Linked DNA regions of Mus musculus: region 1 is linked to region 2. A link is a loop called in an ENCODE intact Hi-C map of the cell type or tissue named here. Cell type or tissue: gastrocnemius. All regions are shown on one strand. Each heading gives the region's core, and the rest is flanking DNA. Links, peaks and the distances in the headings are about the cores only.

Region 1 (8,374 bases), core at 375-8,374, 280 kb before region 2:
AGCCTGCGTGTAGTGAGCTAGAGATGCCAGAGGGTATTGGATCCCCTGGAGCTGAGTTACAGGCAGTGGCAAGCCGCCTGATGTGTGTGCTGGGAACTGAACCTGGTGCCTCTGGAAGAACAACAAGTTCTCTTAACCTTGGAGCCATCTCTCCAGCAAGCATGTACATACACACACTCACACACTCACTCGAGTGTTCTCGCACACTCACACACAGATGTGTGCACACACACATTGGTGAATATACTCATACACAGGCACGCACAAGCACATGTGCATATACACACACAAACACACTTGCACACACACCACACATGCACATACACACATTCACATACACAGCAAGTTTCTTAAAAAGTCCATAGTGACTCTGTATGGGAGTCTCATAACTAAAAGTATGGACCACAAACATTTTTGGCAATAGCACAAGTGCTTTGAATATACAATGACCACAACTCAAGTCAAACAGGAAGGAACCTGAAGTTTTTCTGGTAGAGTTTTTCTGTGTTGCTTTGTATGTGACCTCAATGCAGCCTTGGTTCTGAACTCGTAATAAGGGCATTTCACCTTGTGATGTCTTCCTACTGTGCAAAACCTGGGACACTGCCCGAGACACCTCAGCTCCCATTCAAGGCTTGCATATAATGATATATATAATCATATAACTGCAATGTCCTGACTATACACATAGTTTTCCTTCACAGAAGTATAATCATTTCCTTATGGAAGACAAAAACCTGTTAAAATCTTTCTCCTGTTATTCTCTACTAAGGATTGGATTATCATAGTAGTACATCTGGAGGCTGCAGTTGTTAAGAGCCTTCTTCTTCTTCTCGAGGACCTGTCAGTTCCCAGCACCCAGATTTCGGCTCATAACCATCTGGAACACCAGTCCCAGGACATTAAACTCCAATTCTTGGTGGACACCAACATACATGCAGGTGACACAGACATACACATAAAATAATTTTTAAAGTATATTTAGAACATCATTGTATTAGATTTTTTTTAAATTGCCATTGAGTTGTTGATTTGAGTTTCATAAAATGAACCTGGTCCTGGGATTATGACAGAATTTCCAAGAATTTCTGCAGTGAGCCGAGCACTTCTGCTCCTTCAGACTACCTATTTATTTTAAGTGGTTGTTCTCAGCATTGCCAGCATGAAGCCCACAACATGGACTAACTCTGAAAAACATTTTAGATACCATATTTTTAGGTATCAAATATTCAGCCATGATTTAATTCTTTACATAAAACTAACAAAGCATGCCCATGTCAATATTATTGAAATTTGCTTCCAACTTTAATAGATGGTAATATTACATAACTGTCTTAGTCAGGGTTTCTATTCCTGCACAAACATCATGACCAAGAAGCAAGTTGGGGAGGAAAGGGTTTATTCAGCTTACACTTCCACACTGATGTTCATCACCAAAGGAAGTCAGGACTGGAACTCAAAGAGGTCAGGAAGCAGGATCTGATGCAGAGACCATGGAGGGATGTTCTTTACTGGCTTGCTCAGCCTGCTCTCTTATAGAACCCAAGACTACCAGCCCAGAGATGGTCCCACCCACAAGGGGTCCTTTCCCCTTGACCACTAATTGAGAAAATGCCTTACAGCTGGATCTCATGGAGTCATTTCCTCAACTGAAGCTCCTTTCTCTGTGATAACTCCAGTCTGTGTCAAATTGACACAAAACTAGCCAGTACAATTGACCCCTTGTCAGCTTGACACACAAACACATCACTAGTAAGCCTCAACCCTTCCTTTCTTTTTCATCCCCATATCTAAATAACTTTAAAAGTCCCACAGTCTTTGCAAATTCTTAAAATTTCAATCTCTTTAAAATATCTAATCTCTTTTAAAAATCAAGTCTATATACAATTAAAAGTCTCTTAACTGTGGGCTCCACTAAAATACTTCCTTCAAGAGGGAAAAATATCAGGGTACAGTCACAATCAAAAGCAAAATCAAACTCCAACCATCCAATGTCTGGGATCCAACTCACAATCTTCTGGGCTCCTCCAAGGGCTTGGGTCATTTCTCCAGCCCTGTCCTTTGTAGCACACACCGTGTTGTCTAAGCTCCAATTGTGTGTACTCCACTGCTGCTGCTGTTCTTGGTACTGGCATCTCCAAAATGCTGCTGTCTTCCACTGTAACTTGGCTTCAACAATAGCCTCTCATAGGCTCTCTTCATGGTGCCAAGCCTCAACTCCTTTGTATGACCCCTTCAGTCCTGGGCCATCATTTACAACTGAGCTGCACCTTCACCAATGGCCTTCCATGACTCTCACAGTGCCAAACTTCAGCTGCTCTTCATGATACCTTCATACCTTCAAAACCAGTACCACCTGGGTAACATTACCAAATCCAGCCACAGCACAAGGTACAACCTTGGCTACCTATGGAACACAGCCTCTGTGTTCTCAGAAAACACTTCCAGAAGATTTCACCTCAGTGATACTGGTCTCTTTTTAATCACTGCTAATTTCTTAGCTCCAGCATCAACAGTCCTGGTAATGCAAAGTTTTTGCTTTAGTAGTTCTGGTATCTTGTTAATCACAGCTGATTCTTCAGCCTTAGCTAACCAGAACCACAGAATCTTCACAATCAAAATAGCAATGGCCCTGATAAGAGTCTTAATCTTCCCTCTGAAATTTCACAAACCAGGCCTCCATCTTCTGCACTATCTTCCAAGCTCAGGCCTCCATCTTCTGCAGTATCTTCCAAGCTCCTACACAACATTCAACAGAGCTCTTAACATCGAATGGATCTTCCGGCCCAAAGTTCCAAAGTCCTTCCACAGTCCTCCCCAAAACATGGTCAGGTTGTCACAGGATTATCCCACTATGCTGGTACCAATTTGTCTTAGTCAGGGTTTCTATTCCTGCACAAACATCATGACCAAGAAGCAAGTTGGGGAGCAAAGGGTTTACTCAGCTTACATTTCCACATTGCTGTTCATCACCAAAGGAAGTTAGGACTGGAACTCAAGCAAGCCAGTAAGGAACATCCCTCCATGGCCTCTGTATCAGCTCCTGCTTCCTGACCCGCTTGAGTTCCAGTTCTGACCTCCTTTGGTGACAAACATCAGTGTGTAAATGTAAGCTGAATAAACTCTTTCCTCCCCAACTTGCTTCTTGGTCATGATGTTTGTGCAGGAAGAGAAACCCTGACTAAGACAATAACTATTTATGATTTATTATCAATATTTGACTTGTAAGTCTAATTTATATCCATGTAACACTATAGGTAATATAAAACTGACATTCTTTTTTGTTTGTTTGTTTGTTTGTTTTTGAGACAGGTTTTCTCTGTATAGTCCTGGCTGTCCTGGAACTCACTCTGTAGACCAGGCTGGCCTCGAACTCAGAAATCTACCTGCCTCTGCCTCCCAAGTGCGCCACCACCACCCGGCAAACCTGTCATTCTTTAAAAAGAGTTAGGGATGGAAAAGTTTAAACCCTGAACTCAAACTGCACATTGGAGTGGTCTGTTAGGCCCTGTATACATACCCAGTCCAAATGCTATGTTTTCACACAACTCTTTTTTTTTTTAAAGATTTATTTTATTATTATATGTAAGTACACTGTAGCTGTCTTCAGACACACCAGAAGAGGGCATCAGATCTCATTACAGATGGTTGTGAGCCACCATGTGGTTGCTGGGATTCGAACTCAGGAACTTTGGAAGGGCAGTCAGTGCTCTTAACCACTAAGCCATCTCTCCAGCCCTTCACACAATTCTTATTTAATAATAAATATTGAAGGGCTTATTTATATTAATGCTAAATCTGTTAGGGGTTTTGTTTTTGTTCTTTTAAAATGTATATGGATGCTTGCCTGTATGCCTGGTGCCCATGGAAGCCATTGGATCTCCCTGAACTGGAGTAACAGTTGTAAGCTGCCATAGGGGTGCTGAAGATTAAACTTGAGCCCTCTCGACGAGGGTGCTCTTAATCCCTGAGCCCTGTTTTTAGCCCTATGGCTTGGGTTTAAATAAAAACTATTATTTAATCTCTAGTCCAGGCAGGACTCAAATTTCCAGGCTTGATGTGGAACTTATGATTTTCCAGGGGCCATCTGAATGTGGGGATTGCAAGAATGCCTCGCCGCACACCAGCTCATGGATAGACCAACACTTTGCATGTGTTATGCAAGCATTCTGTCAACTGAGCTATGTCACAAGCAGTGAGTAGATCTTTATGTGTTTATTTGAGACAAAGTTTCTCTATGTAGCCCTGGCTATCCTGGAACTCACTGTTAACCAAGCCTGGTTTACTCACCCTGTAGACTCTGGCCTCTAACAAAGAGATCCACCTGTCTCTACCTCCTAAGGGCTGGGATTAAAGGCATGCCTCCCACGCAATGCTTTTATTTATTTATTTTATTTTATTACATTTTATTTTTGGTTTTGAGTGCTGAGTAAATTATGTAAACTGTTTACCGGGGTCTTAACCTGGTACGTGTCTGTAATCTTTTTTTTTTTAAGGTTTATTTATTTATTTTATGTGAATACACTGTCGTTGTCTTCAGACAGACCAGGAGAGGGCATGCGTGGGATACCATTAAGGAGGGATGTGAGCTACTTTGTGGTTACAGGCAGTGCTCTTAACCACTGAGCCATCTCTCCGGTCCCTTGTCCATAATCTTAACACTTAGCAGATGGAGGCAGGAAACTCAGGAGTTCAAACCTTTTGTTTGTAAACAAACAAACAACTCAACTGTTTTACTAAAACAACCGCTGAAGAAGTATAAATAATTCTGATTAAAGTCTGATACAAAAATCCCTAGTCGGGTGGTGGTGGAGCACATCTTTAATCCCAGCACTCGGGAGGCAGAGGCAGGAGGATGTCTGTGAGTTCAAGGCAGCTGGTCTATGAAGTCAGTTTCAAGACGGCCACATCTACACAGAGAAATCCTGTCTCGAAAAAGAGAAAAAAAAAAAAAGGAAGGAAGAAAAGAAACAAAGGAAGGAAGGAAGGAAGGAAGGAAGGAAGGAAGGAAGGAAGGAAGGAAGAGAAAAGGAGGGAGGGAGGGAAGGAGGGAGGGAATCCCTAAAGCTCTCTCAAGTCTCTGAAGTATTTTGTCCTTGCCAAGCAGTCACGAGTCAGTTTAAAAAAAAAAAAAAAAAAAGAGTCGCTCTGCGCATGCGCCTGGGAAAGGGCGGAGCCAAGGCAGAACTTCCGCGGGCACAGTTCTCGATCTATTGGTTGAGAAGGCTACGGCCCCTTGGTCACCAAGCCGGAACCGGAAGCGGGGTTTATAAAGTAAAGGAAGCTGGACCTCCCAGGGTTTTCGTCTCAGGTTTGCTCCGCCGCCACTTTGAACCCAGATTCGAAGCTGTCCCCTGGCCGGACTTTGCCTTCGCCATGGCGCTCAGCGATGCAGATGTACAGAAGCAGGTGAGGGCCAGGTTGGGTGTAGCGCAGCCGCAGTGCCGTCCGGAGGACAGTGTTGACGTTTGCTTTGCAGAGCAGGGTCTTCGGGTGGCCTGCGTTCATCGGGCGAGCCTGGCGGACCGCCGACACTCGGGCGCGGGTAGTGTGTGCCGGGATGGTTCGCAGACCCAGGGGAGTGAGAGGGCCTTGCACCGCATCTCACGTGACTGCTGGTCTCCTGCTTCCACTTGCCTGTCACAGAGCCCGCAGCTGACTGCCTCCCATCTCGCCAGCCCCCCTTTTTCTGGCGTTTCCACGCTTAATCCGGAAGAGTTTTGTGCAGAGGTTAAAAGTATTTTGTTTTTGTTTTCCCTGAAGCGCTATTTCACTATAGTACAGGAAAGAGACTGAGGGGAAAGAGCAGCTTGCGTTTCGTTTTGAGGATCTTCGTTATTTAAATCGGGGTTATTCATCTCCAGACGTAATCATGAACCTAAGGTGCACATTAATATTTGTCGAATGAGAAAGCCTTTTTATTTTACTTATTTATTTACTTATTTATTTTTATTTATATGAGTACACTGTCTTCAGACACACACCAGAAGAGGAATTGAACTCAGGACCTCTGGAAGAGCAGTCAGTGCTCTTAACCGCTGAGCCATCTCTCCAACCCGAGAAAGCCTCTTCTGATTGCACTCACAAGCCACAGAAATGAGTTAGAGTTTATGGAAAATAGTACTTAAATCATGAGTTCAGGTCAGGGTCTCCTGAAGCCCAGGCTGGTGTACAATCGTTTTAACTGAGAATGGGCTTGGCCTCTTGATTTTCTCTCTCTTTCTATTTCTTTCTCGATCTCTAATATACATTGGTGATTTGACTTGCTTGTATGTCTGAGTTGAGGGTGTCAGATCCTCTGGAGCAAGAGTTACAATTAAATGTGAGCTGCCATGTGGATGCCTGGAATTGAACCCTGGGCCCTTTGGAAGGTCAGCCAGTGCTCTTAATGGTAACCACTGAGCCCCCCCCCCCCTTTTGTTTGTTTGGTTTTGTTTTTCCAAGACAGTGTTTCTCTATGTAACTCTAGAACTTGTTCTGTAGAGTAGGCTGGCTTCTGACTCAACGAGATCCTCCTTCCTCTGCCTCCCGAGTGCTGGGATTACAAACACCACTACGACCCAGTGCTCTCTTGCTCCTTACGCCATTTCTCTTGAGTGCCGAGATGCCCAGTGTTTTGTACATAACCTGCATAAGGTTGTATTTTTTAAGTGCATATAATCATTTTTGGGGAAATTTATTTAAAATATTAAATGTACATTGAAGTTTTTAAATATTAGGACTATTATAATTGTAGTTGTGTGTAGTCCTAGATGGTTCAGAAGTAGTCTGAGTCATGATTTCAGGCCAGCAGCGCTTCAGAACCTGACTTTAGGCTCTAAATTCAATCAAACTGAAGGGACATAAAGCCCAGCCTGGGGATAAGGGAGACACAAGGTGCTGACAGTGCCACAGGGGAAAGTGCTTGTGCTGTTGACAGATAGCAGGTCTCCTGGGCTGCATTTAGTAGTCATTGCCAGTGGGCTTTATTGTCTCTTTTCTTTCTTTCTTTCTTTCTTTCTTTCTTTCTTTCTTTCTTTCTTTCCTTCCTTCCTTCCTTCCTTCCTTCCTTCCTTCCTTCCTTCCTTCCTTCCTTTTGACGTGTTTTATCCCTTGGTATTTTGAAGTACACTCTTGCTCTGTAGTGCTGGCTAGCCTGGTAATGTGTAGCAAGCACACTTAGTCTCCTGCCTCAGCCTCCCAAGTGCTAGGACTACAGCTCCTCACCCACACTGCGTGTGAGTTTTCAGAAAAGGAAATTAAAAGCTTCAGTTTAATGTCTAGAGAACTAAGTCTATTGTTTCCTCTCTGAGAACTAGGAAAATCCTCTGACTAAAGCACACTTGTGAATCTTCCTAAATTGAACAGTGGTTTTTTGTCTTCGATGTTCCATCTTTTTGGCAAAAATATTTTTCCTTTTTATTTTTAACCAAATATGCATTAAGAATAATAGGGTGGTTCTTCTTCCTTGTGCGAGTGGGTGGAGAAGAAGGGAGATGTGGTAATTACGGAAGGGAAGTCGGGGTAACGTCCATGGTGAGGGTTAGGAAACTACAACATTTTCACAGAACCCGGGGCTTAGGAGCATTAATCACTGCCCGGGGTTTTAGCCTAGGAAAAACTTGGTGCACTGGAAACAAGCAGTGCCCTCACATGCTCTTAGCTTAGCAGTCACAACCCAGGTCCTCCCCTCCCCCAATCCCCAGTTCCCTTCTCTTTGTTAGAATGTGGGAGGCCAAGTCCTCCACAGGAGAACTATAGTGCAGGAACAGGGGAGTGTGTTTATCAGGTTCTAGAAAATTCTTTTCTTATGTGTGTGTGTATGTATATGTGTGTGTGTGTGTATGTATATATATATAAAATGAAAGTAATGATGGAATCTTGTTTACAGCCTGTACCCCCTCCTGTGAGAATAGAGGCCTTTTGGCTGTTGTTTGAGGGTCATATTTTGTCCTGTGGTGGTAGGGCTTTGACAGGTCTTGGTGAACAAGTGGACAGGTGGTCTGCCAGTGAGTAACACCACAGAGCCAAGGACAGTGTGGTTTTTTTAGTATATTCTTAGAATATAGTCCAAGTGCCAAGCATATAGTAGGTGCTTAAGAAATCCCAGATTCCCCTTTTCCCTGTCATTTGTAATGTCCCCGGACCCCCCAACTTAATGTCTGTCTGGTTCAGGACAGTGGGGCTGGGCTCAGGTCCTCCACTTGGTGGGCAAGCTCTGAGCCATAAACTCCCTTCCCTTCACTCAACATTTGCTTTTTGTTTTTTATTCTTAATCTACAGAGTATGGTCATTTATTATATCAGATTTTCTAAGGGACCAGACTCCAGAAAACTTTATTAGTGGGATAGCAGAGAGGAGAAAAAGCATTTTAAAGGTCTGTTTTTCTTGTCCC
Region 2 (8,395 bases), core at 65-8,064:
TGTAGTCTGATGGAATGGCATCTTCTACCTCTACCCCAGAACTGTAGCTGGCATTTGCTACTTTGTGGGATGCTTTTTGCTTCTATTATTCACCCCTTTTCTACCCTTTCAACCCCTCTAACACAGGAGAGAAAGAAGGATAGAGAGGAAAAGGGGTGATGTTATCCTTAGACGTCTTCCTGCTGACTAGGGGCGTCGAGTTCCTTGGGGGTGGTTTGATCTCTTCATCATCAGGATGTCTAATTTCTTCTTGTTTCCTTTTTGTGCACGACTGCTTAACAAACCTCAACCAACAGCAACCAACCACCATTCAACAACTCACCCCAACAACCAACCAACCAACCAAACAAACAAACAAACAACCACCAACCCACAGTGCCTCTCAGGGGCCCTAGCACTTATATACCCTCTGAAAAAATCCCCAGAATTTCAAATGCCACACAATCGCAGAACCTATCTGCCACTGGCAAAATCTCACCCCTGCTAGAGCATGAGGCAAATCACAGTCAGCTGCTGTGGACAGTCTGAGGCAGCCCCATAGTCCACACCTGGGATTAAAATGAAAACACATTCTTAAAATATGTCTGTGACTTTTTTTTGAAGAGACCAAAACTCCAAAGTTTTCACAATATAGAAAGCCAGCCTTTACTATTTTACCTAGTCTTGGTAGCAGTTCTCTATGGGAGCAGGAAGCTGCAGTCACTGGGTTTTGTAACTCTGGTACTCCTGGGGAAGGCGTTGCCATCCCTCTGGGTCTTAAGGCTTTGGCAATTTCTAGTGGGGCTGAGACATTAGATTCCTTGGCATGTTCACACCCATTCCAACAAAACGCATCCAGTCGGGACGCCACTCTTTCAGGGCTTGCTCTGTTCCACACAGATCTCATTATGCATTGTAAGTTGGCCTTGAATATGAAACTTTCCTGCCTCTCTCTCCTAAGTACTAGGATTATGGTCCACCACACCTGTCATCCCTTTTACCCTTATACATCCGTACCTGTTTAATTTTTTTTTTTTTTTGATACCAGGTCTCTCTGTATAGTACTGTCTTAGAACTCACTATGTTGGACCTAGCTGGCCTTGAACTCACTGAGAGATCTACCTGCCTCTGCCTACTGAGTGCTGGCAAGAAAGGTGTACACTACTATACCTCCCCACCACCCCCACCCCCGTTTAACTTATAAAGTGCAAGATCACAAGAGTTTGTCACCTGCCTCAACCACTTGCAATCACAAGTTCATGCAGAAGCTATGGGAGGAGAGGAGACCCTTGTGTCATTACTAGCAATCAGAGTAACCCTTCCATCAGCTGTGACGTTAGTCACTAAACCAGCATGCGGAATACGGAAAGTTTCTGCCTCCTAGGAACTAAGAACTCAGTCAGGTGCAGAATGGGTTGGGAGCTTACATTTCAAAATGCCCCTCTTCTCTTCCAAATATGGGAATTTTGTTGTTGTTGTTGTTGTTGTTGTTAAAGTTTTATTTAGTCAAATGTGGTTGTGCATGTCTTTAGTCCCAGCACTCTGGAGGCAGGGGTGGGAGGATATAGGTAGTTAGAGGCCAGCCTGATCTACATAGTGAGTTCCAGGACAGCCAGGTCTACACAGTGAGACTATATCTCAACACACACACACACACACACACACACACACACACACACACACACACAAACCACTCCAAGATTTTATTTTATTTTTAGTGTGTGAGACTATGTGTTGGTTTGTACACATCAGTGCAGTATTCATAGGAGCCAGAAGAGGGCGCTGGACCTGTTAGCCAGAACTATAGGCCACAGCCTATAGTTCTGGAAAGTGAATCCAGGTTCTCTTGAAGAGCTGGAAGGGCTCTTCAGCACTGAGCCATCACTTCAGCTACCCAAATGGGGAAGCTTTCAACCTCATCCATTTCCCTGGCCTAAACTGAAATGAAAAACATGTGTAAACCAGGTAAAGTGTTACCTGACTGTAATCCCAAAGCTAGGGGGTGGAGACAGGAGGATGGATCATAAATTCAAGGTTTTATGAGGCTGTATATTGAGTTCAAGGCCAGAGTAGGATAAATGATACCTTGTCTTTAGAGAAAAACAAAAACAAAAACAAACAAACAAACAAACAAAAAACAAAAAAACAACTACATGACTTAATCTCCGTTCTTGTGAGGAGAAGACAGGCAGCTCTCTGTGAGTCTGAGGCTAACCTGGTCTACAATAATAATGAGTTCCAGGCTGGCCAGGATTACACAGTGAGACCCTGTTTCAAAAACAAACACACAAACAAGCAAAAACAAGACAAAAACAAACAAATACTACAAAACGCCCTGTGTCTGAAACAGAGAACAGAGACAATGAAAGCCAAACATGTCAAGAAAGTCAGGACAAATGGCTGTGAAGTTACTAGCACACCAGTGTGCACTCTGACCTCGAGGCTCCCTTAGCCTCTCAAGTACTCATTACAGAGGCCATGCTGGCTGGCATCCTGGCTCTGCTCTGCTCTCTTCCCCACCCCCAGCTTCTCTGTCCCTGTCAACCCCACTGTTCCCCTGTGTGTTCCTCTTGGTCACCACTTTCTCTTGCTTTCTCACCCTCCCCCAGGTCCAAGTGCAGTCTGGGGGCCATGTTCAGCCTTCTGCTCTCTCTCTCCTCTGGGCTCTTCCAGATGCCTCTGGCTATAGCTGCCCTCATACCTACAATAAAGACCTTCCCTTAGACAAGCCTTGGGGCTGTCACTTCATCGATTTATTCGGGGCTCAGGTCACTTCTGTTCCAGGAAAGAAATCAGTTAACCTGTGTCAGTTAACTTTACTTTTTGTTCTAGTCTTTGATTCGTGGGTTATATGAGAGGAAATTATAGCCCCTCCCACCCCCCAGCTTTTATCCAAATTCTGAATAAGATTCTTTTTCTTTGCTGATTTGTCTGAACCTTCTTTGGAATGGAGAGACACTGAGGTGGCGGGTTTATTGGCTCATGTGCCCAGTAACACGGTTTAGATTCCAAATGAATTATGTCTTAGTGTTACCATTGCTGGGCTGAAACACCATAACCACAAGCAAGCTGGGGAGGAGAGGCCTTACTTGGTTTCCACAGTGTTGTCCATCATTGGAGGAAGTCAAACAGTAGGAACTCGGAGGCAGGAGCTGATGCAGAGGTCATGGAGGGATGCTGCTTACTGGCTTGTTCCCCATGGCTTGCTCAGCCTGTTTCTTATAGAATCCAGGACCACCAGGGATGGCAACATTAGGCTGGACCTTCCCCCATCAATCACTAACTAAGAAAATGCCCTATAGCCAGGTGGTGGTGGTGGTGGTGGTATGCACACAAGAGGCAGGCCAATCTCTGATTTTGAGGCCATTCTCAAACTATAGCGTGATTTCCAGGACAGCCAGGAGTACATGAAGAAACCCTGTTTTGAGACACACATACACACAACCCAGAAAAGAAAAGAAAAGAAAAGAAGAGAAGAGAAGAGAAGAGAAGAGAAGAGAAGAGAAGAGAAGAGAAAAGAAAAGAAAAGGAAAGAAGAAAGGAGAGAAAGAAAAATCCTCGACAGCTGGATGGATAAAGAGGCATTTTCTTAATCCCTCCTCTCAAATGATTTTAGCTTGTGTCAAGTTGACATAAAACCATTCAGTACAAATTCCATTTCCCAGGTTTTGAATGCGGGACTTCCCACCTCCGAGACCGGTGCTGCACCGCTGAGCCACATCCCAGCCCATAAATAGTATTTTTACAGGTATTGCTTGCTTAAAATAGTAGCCATCCTAAAAATACCCTGCCCTCCTCTGTCCTTCCTCTGTGTGGGAAGGGTGTAAATAAGACGTTTGGCAGCTGAACGGTTCTGGGGCGTTGGGAATAGGGTGAAAGGGCAATGAGGTTGCTTTGCTTTCAGAAACACTGGCTCGCCGAGGCCAGGCTAGCCCAACGCTGGCCCGCTTTCTATCTTGCCCAATCGCTTCCTCCTCCAGCCTGAGCAGAGTCCTCAGCCAGCCTTCCAAATGACCTATATGTGTCATTGTCTGGAGACCTCTTTAGGGAGTGGCCTGTCCCTGTCCTTGTTCAGTTGACTTCCCTGAGAGTTAAGCAGGAAAGAGGTCCTGGGAGCATTTCCAGATCTCAGAGCTGGAGCTGTCAGAGGAGAGAAAGATCCTCCAGGCTAGCTAACCTCTTTGTGTTTTGATGGCTCCCGCGGCTGCACAGTGGGTGTCAGAAGGCTTGCTGAAGCTGGGTTTTATTGCTGTTTTTCTTCTGGGTTGAGGTGCTCTTCTGGGGTTCTCCCAGACTAGTTTCTACATAAAGGGGAGGGGGACAGTTGGAGGAGGGCAAGATCACTCTCTTGCTTACATTGCTGGTGCCCTTTCTGCCCTAGGGCAAGGCCACACACGCCTCCCTTGCTTGTGAAGCCAAAATGCCTCAGTTCTGATAGGAGCGGCTATTTTTCTCCAGGGACAGCTGACCCTTACTCTGACCTCTGGCTCTCCTTTGGCCATGTCCAACCCCGGAAGCATCCTCGATTTCCTGTTCCCTCCCTCACCAAGGAGGAAAGGCCCTTGAAGCCCAGGCCCTCTGCGCAAGAGTCTTCCCTTTGTCCAGGGTCCCCTGCAGAGTTCAGCCCCAGTAACCTCCCGCAGCCCAGCCCCCTCCCACCGACCCCGGCTTGCAGACAGCTGTGGCCCTCTGCGGAAATGGCCCGAGACGGCAGCATGTGGACAGCAAATGGCGACTAGTGAGATCTGAGCACCGCAGGAGGGACCCTGGCTGAGGCAAGCTGCTCAGGTCACCTGTAGCTGGCGGGCTGCGGGCTGTTGCTGCCCTCTTGTGGTCGAGAGCAGAACCACAGGACTGCTGCCAATAAGAGAAAGCAAAGTATCCTTATTTTCAGATGATAGGATTCTATACATGAGACCTTAAAGACTCCACCAGAACTGTCTGAGAACTGATGAAGATAAACACTCCTAACAAAATAGCAGGACATAAAATTCATGTATACATGTCTTTAGGCTTCCTGTATATCAATAACAAACATGGCGAGGAAGAAACCAGGAAAATCAATCCCTCTTGCTCTTGTAAACTAAGCCTGAAGATCTGAATTCATTCCTCCAAACCAAGATAGTGGACGACCAGAACCAATTCAGGCAAGCTGTTCTCTGGCCTATACACATACACTGCCACAGGCATGTGCCCTTTTACACACCCCCCCCCCACACACACACACAAATGACGGATAGATAGATAGATGCAAAACTTTAAAACAGGGGAGGGGTGGAGAAATGGCTCAGCGGTTAACATCACTGGCTGCTCTTCCAGAGATCCTGAATTCAATTCCCAGCAACCACATGGTGGCTTACAACCATCTGTAACAGGATCCGACGCCCTCTTTGGGTGTGTCTGAAGACAGCTGCAGTGTACTCATATATATAATATTATTGTATATTATATATATACCTCTTTTTTAAAAAAACTTTGAAACTGTCTAAAACTTTAATACACCTTTGAGTAAACCTAAGGAACTGAATGTCTTCTATGATGGAAACTTTAAAATGAGAGAAACTGAGAGGGCTTGAGAGATGGCTCAAAGGTTAAAAGTACTGGCTCTTCTTCCCGAGGATCCAAGTTCAATTCCCAGCACCTACGTGGCAGCTCACAGCTGTCTATAATTCCAGTTCCTGAACTTCTGACACCCTCGCACAGACATGCATGCATGCAAAACTCCAATGTATGTAAAATAAAAATTAAAGAGAGAGAGAGAGAGAAGTTGAAGAAGTCAGAGGATGGAAAGACCTGTCATACCTCTGGATTGGAAGAATTAATACCGTGAGGGTCTTCTAAAAACCACCATGGATTCAGTGCAACCCCCATCCATCTCCGGAGATGTATTTTTGTTTTTGTTGGAGACAGTCTCTCTCTCTCTCTCTCTCTCTCTCTCTCTCTCTCTCTCTCTCTCTAGGTTTTTCAAGACAGGGTTTCTCTGTGTAGCCCTGGCTGTCCTGGAACTCACTCTGTAGACCAGGCTGGCCTCAAACTCAGAAATCTGCCTGACTCTGCCTCCCAAGTGCTGGGATTAAAGACATGTGCCACCATGGCCGGCTGGCTTCTGTTTCATAGCTATTTCAGACCCCACATGCATTAGCTTTCAATAATTCTGTTTGGGCTCTGTCCCATTTCTAAGTTTAGGGTAGCTCTGTATAGTTGTCTAGTCTTTTTTTTGGGGGGGGGAGTGCGGTTTTCAAGACAGGGTTTCTCTGTATAGCCCTGGCTGTCCTGGAGCTCATTTTGTAGTCCATGCTGGCCTCGAACTCAGAAATCTGCCTGCCTCTACCTCCCAAGTGCTGGGATTAAAGGCGTGCGCCACCACGCTCAGTTTATAGTTGTCTAGTCTTAAGTCCATTTTTGTAATATATCATTTTCTTTAAAAGTTTCCCATCCTTTCCCCACTTCTGGACACAGGAAATAGTATATTCTCTCTCTCTCTCTCTCTCTCTCTCTCTCTCTCTCTCTCTCTCTCTCTCTCTCTCTCTCTCTCTCTCTGACAGTGTGACACTATACAATCCTGGCAGCCATGTCTAGCCAGGCAACAGTGAATCCTTTTTAAAGTCTTTCCTCGTTTGTAGTAATTCATCTTGGTCTAAGGTTCCTAATCCAGAATCTATATTTACAGCATGGTCTCTGTCGACTCTCGATTTTGATGAAGTCACTGTGAATGCTGCCCACCATTGGAGATGACTTTCAGGGGAAGAGGCACGGGGTTGAAACAATGCTGACTGTCCTGGAATTCACTATGCAGACCAGGCTGGCCTTGAACTCAGAGATCTATCGGCATGCACCACCAAACCCAGGGTAAAAAGAGTCAGCCTAGGAGCTCCAGAAACAACTCAACAGGTAAGGGTCCTTGCTGCTGAGTCAGAAGAAAGGAGACAGCCTGCAAGTTCTCTGATGTCCTCAGACATGAACTCACATCCAAACACAATCCCAGCTTCCCACTCCTACAAACACAATAAACTTAAGCATGATAAAAAAAAAAATACTACTGGGCTGGAGAGATGGCTCAGCGGTTAAGAGCACTGACTGCTCTTCTGAAGGTCCTAAGTTCAAATCCCAGCAACCACATGGTGGCTCACAACCATCCGTAATGAGATCTGATGCCCTCTTCTGGGGTGTCTGAAGACAGCTACAGCGTACTTACATATAATAACTAAATAAATCTTTAAAAAAAATACTACTAAGTGGTGGCACATGCCTTTAATCCCAGCATTTGGGAGGCAGAAGCAGGTGGATTTCTGAGTTTGAGGCTAGCCTGGTCTACAGTGAGTTCCAGGACAGACAAGACTATACAGAAAAACCCTTTCTTGAAACACAAAAACAAAAACAAAAACAAAGCTACTAACATATTGAAAGAAAGGCTGGAGAGATGGCTCAGCAGTTAAGAGCACTGGCTGCTCTTCTGACGGTCCTGAGTTCAATTCCCAGCAACCACATGGTGGCTCACAACCACCTATAGGGGAAACTGATGCCCTCTTCAGGCAGGCTGGTGTATATGCAGCAGAACTCTCATACATTCAATTAAAAACAAAAACAAAAAACAAAAATCACCAAAGGAACATTGACTGCTCTTCTGACGGTCCTGAGTTCAAGTCCCAGAAGCCACATGGTGGCTCACAACCATCTACAGCTACAATGTACTCATATACATAAAATAAAATAAATAAATCTTTTAAAAACCATGTTAAAAGAGAATTTAAATACATACATGATACAATTCAACAAGTTAAGACTAGCTACCTACATACCGTTAGACTACAAAAGTTTTGTCTGCCATAAGGTTTAGGCAAACTTTATTACCACTTGGGATTTATTTTGTAAGATTTATTTTTGTTTGTTGGACAGTAATACCCCACCAGGAAGCTTGGTAAGATAGAACAGGTTGAGACTCAGTGGGCACACACCCGAGACTTAGGCTATTCCCCACTCCTGTCAGATTCCTGGCCTGGAACCTTATGTCATACTCCTCACATAAGGAAACGAGACCTGTGGTAATGTAGTCCTAGATCAGAGTTCTCCGTGCTAATGAGTTACCTAGAGGCCTGGAGGGCTTAGCTTAGCCAATAAGCTTTACTTCCCAGACATTCTCCAGAACGTATTTCATCTACAGAAGGTGTTTAATCTCAGGTCCACCCCGAGAAGTGGGTATGGTATAGGGTATAGGTATGCATCCATTTTCTGCCATTAACAGTCAATAAACAGTTTAGAATCAGGAACTGTCTCTTTCATCAAGATCCACCACTGGGAGCCATGGAGAAGACACTCACCTACAGAGCCGCAGCTTAATTCTCCTGTAAACGGCCTCTGTGTGCTTTCTGCCTGCCTCTGCCAAGCTAAGGACAATCACTGCTGGGACACGCCGGAG

What was found. Peaks named below come from ENCODE experiments on the same cell type or tissue, not always from the same donor. Only the 100,000 strongest peaks of a DNase experiment are listed, where the experiment ranks them.
Region 1: a loop joins it to region 2, with 4 times the contacts of the local background. A loop is called at or near these places in 6 of 42 quality-filtered maps.

What each region holds. Positions count from the first base shown.
Region 1 is chr6:120,819,623-120,827,996 of GRCm38, reverse strand. It overlaps Atp6v1e1 (ATPase, H+ transporting, lysosomal V1 subunit E1), which reads left to right and starts at 5,299. Exons shown (of 9, transcript NM_007510.3): 1 at 5,299-5,409. The coding sequence starts at 5,377. It overlaps Gm38889 (a long non-coding RNA gene), which reads left to right. Exons shown (of 3, transcript XR_869411.3): 2 at 773-941; 3 at 4,081-4,189. In gastrocnemius, for the core only: a CTCF peak has its summit at 4,539 (motif pointing right); DNase peaks (open chromatin) are centred at 4,603, 5,220 and 7,663; H3K4me3 peaks cover 3,277 bases; H3K27ac peaks cover 2,353 bases.
Region 2 is chr6:120,535,634-120,544,028 of GRCm38, reverse strand. No RefSeq gene overlaps it. Among named protein-coding and RNA genes, the nearest start is that of Hdhd5, 8.5 kb to the right of the region's middle. In gastrocnemius, for the core only: CTCF peaks have their summits at 1,780 (motif pointing right), 4,808 (motif pointing left) and 7,517 (motif pointing left); DNase peaks (open chromatin) are centred at 3,999 and 4,729; H3K4me3 peaks cover 804 bases; H3K27ac peaks cover 3,176 bases.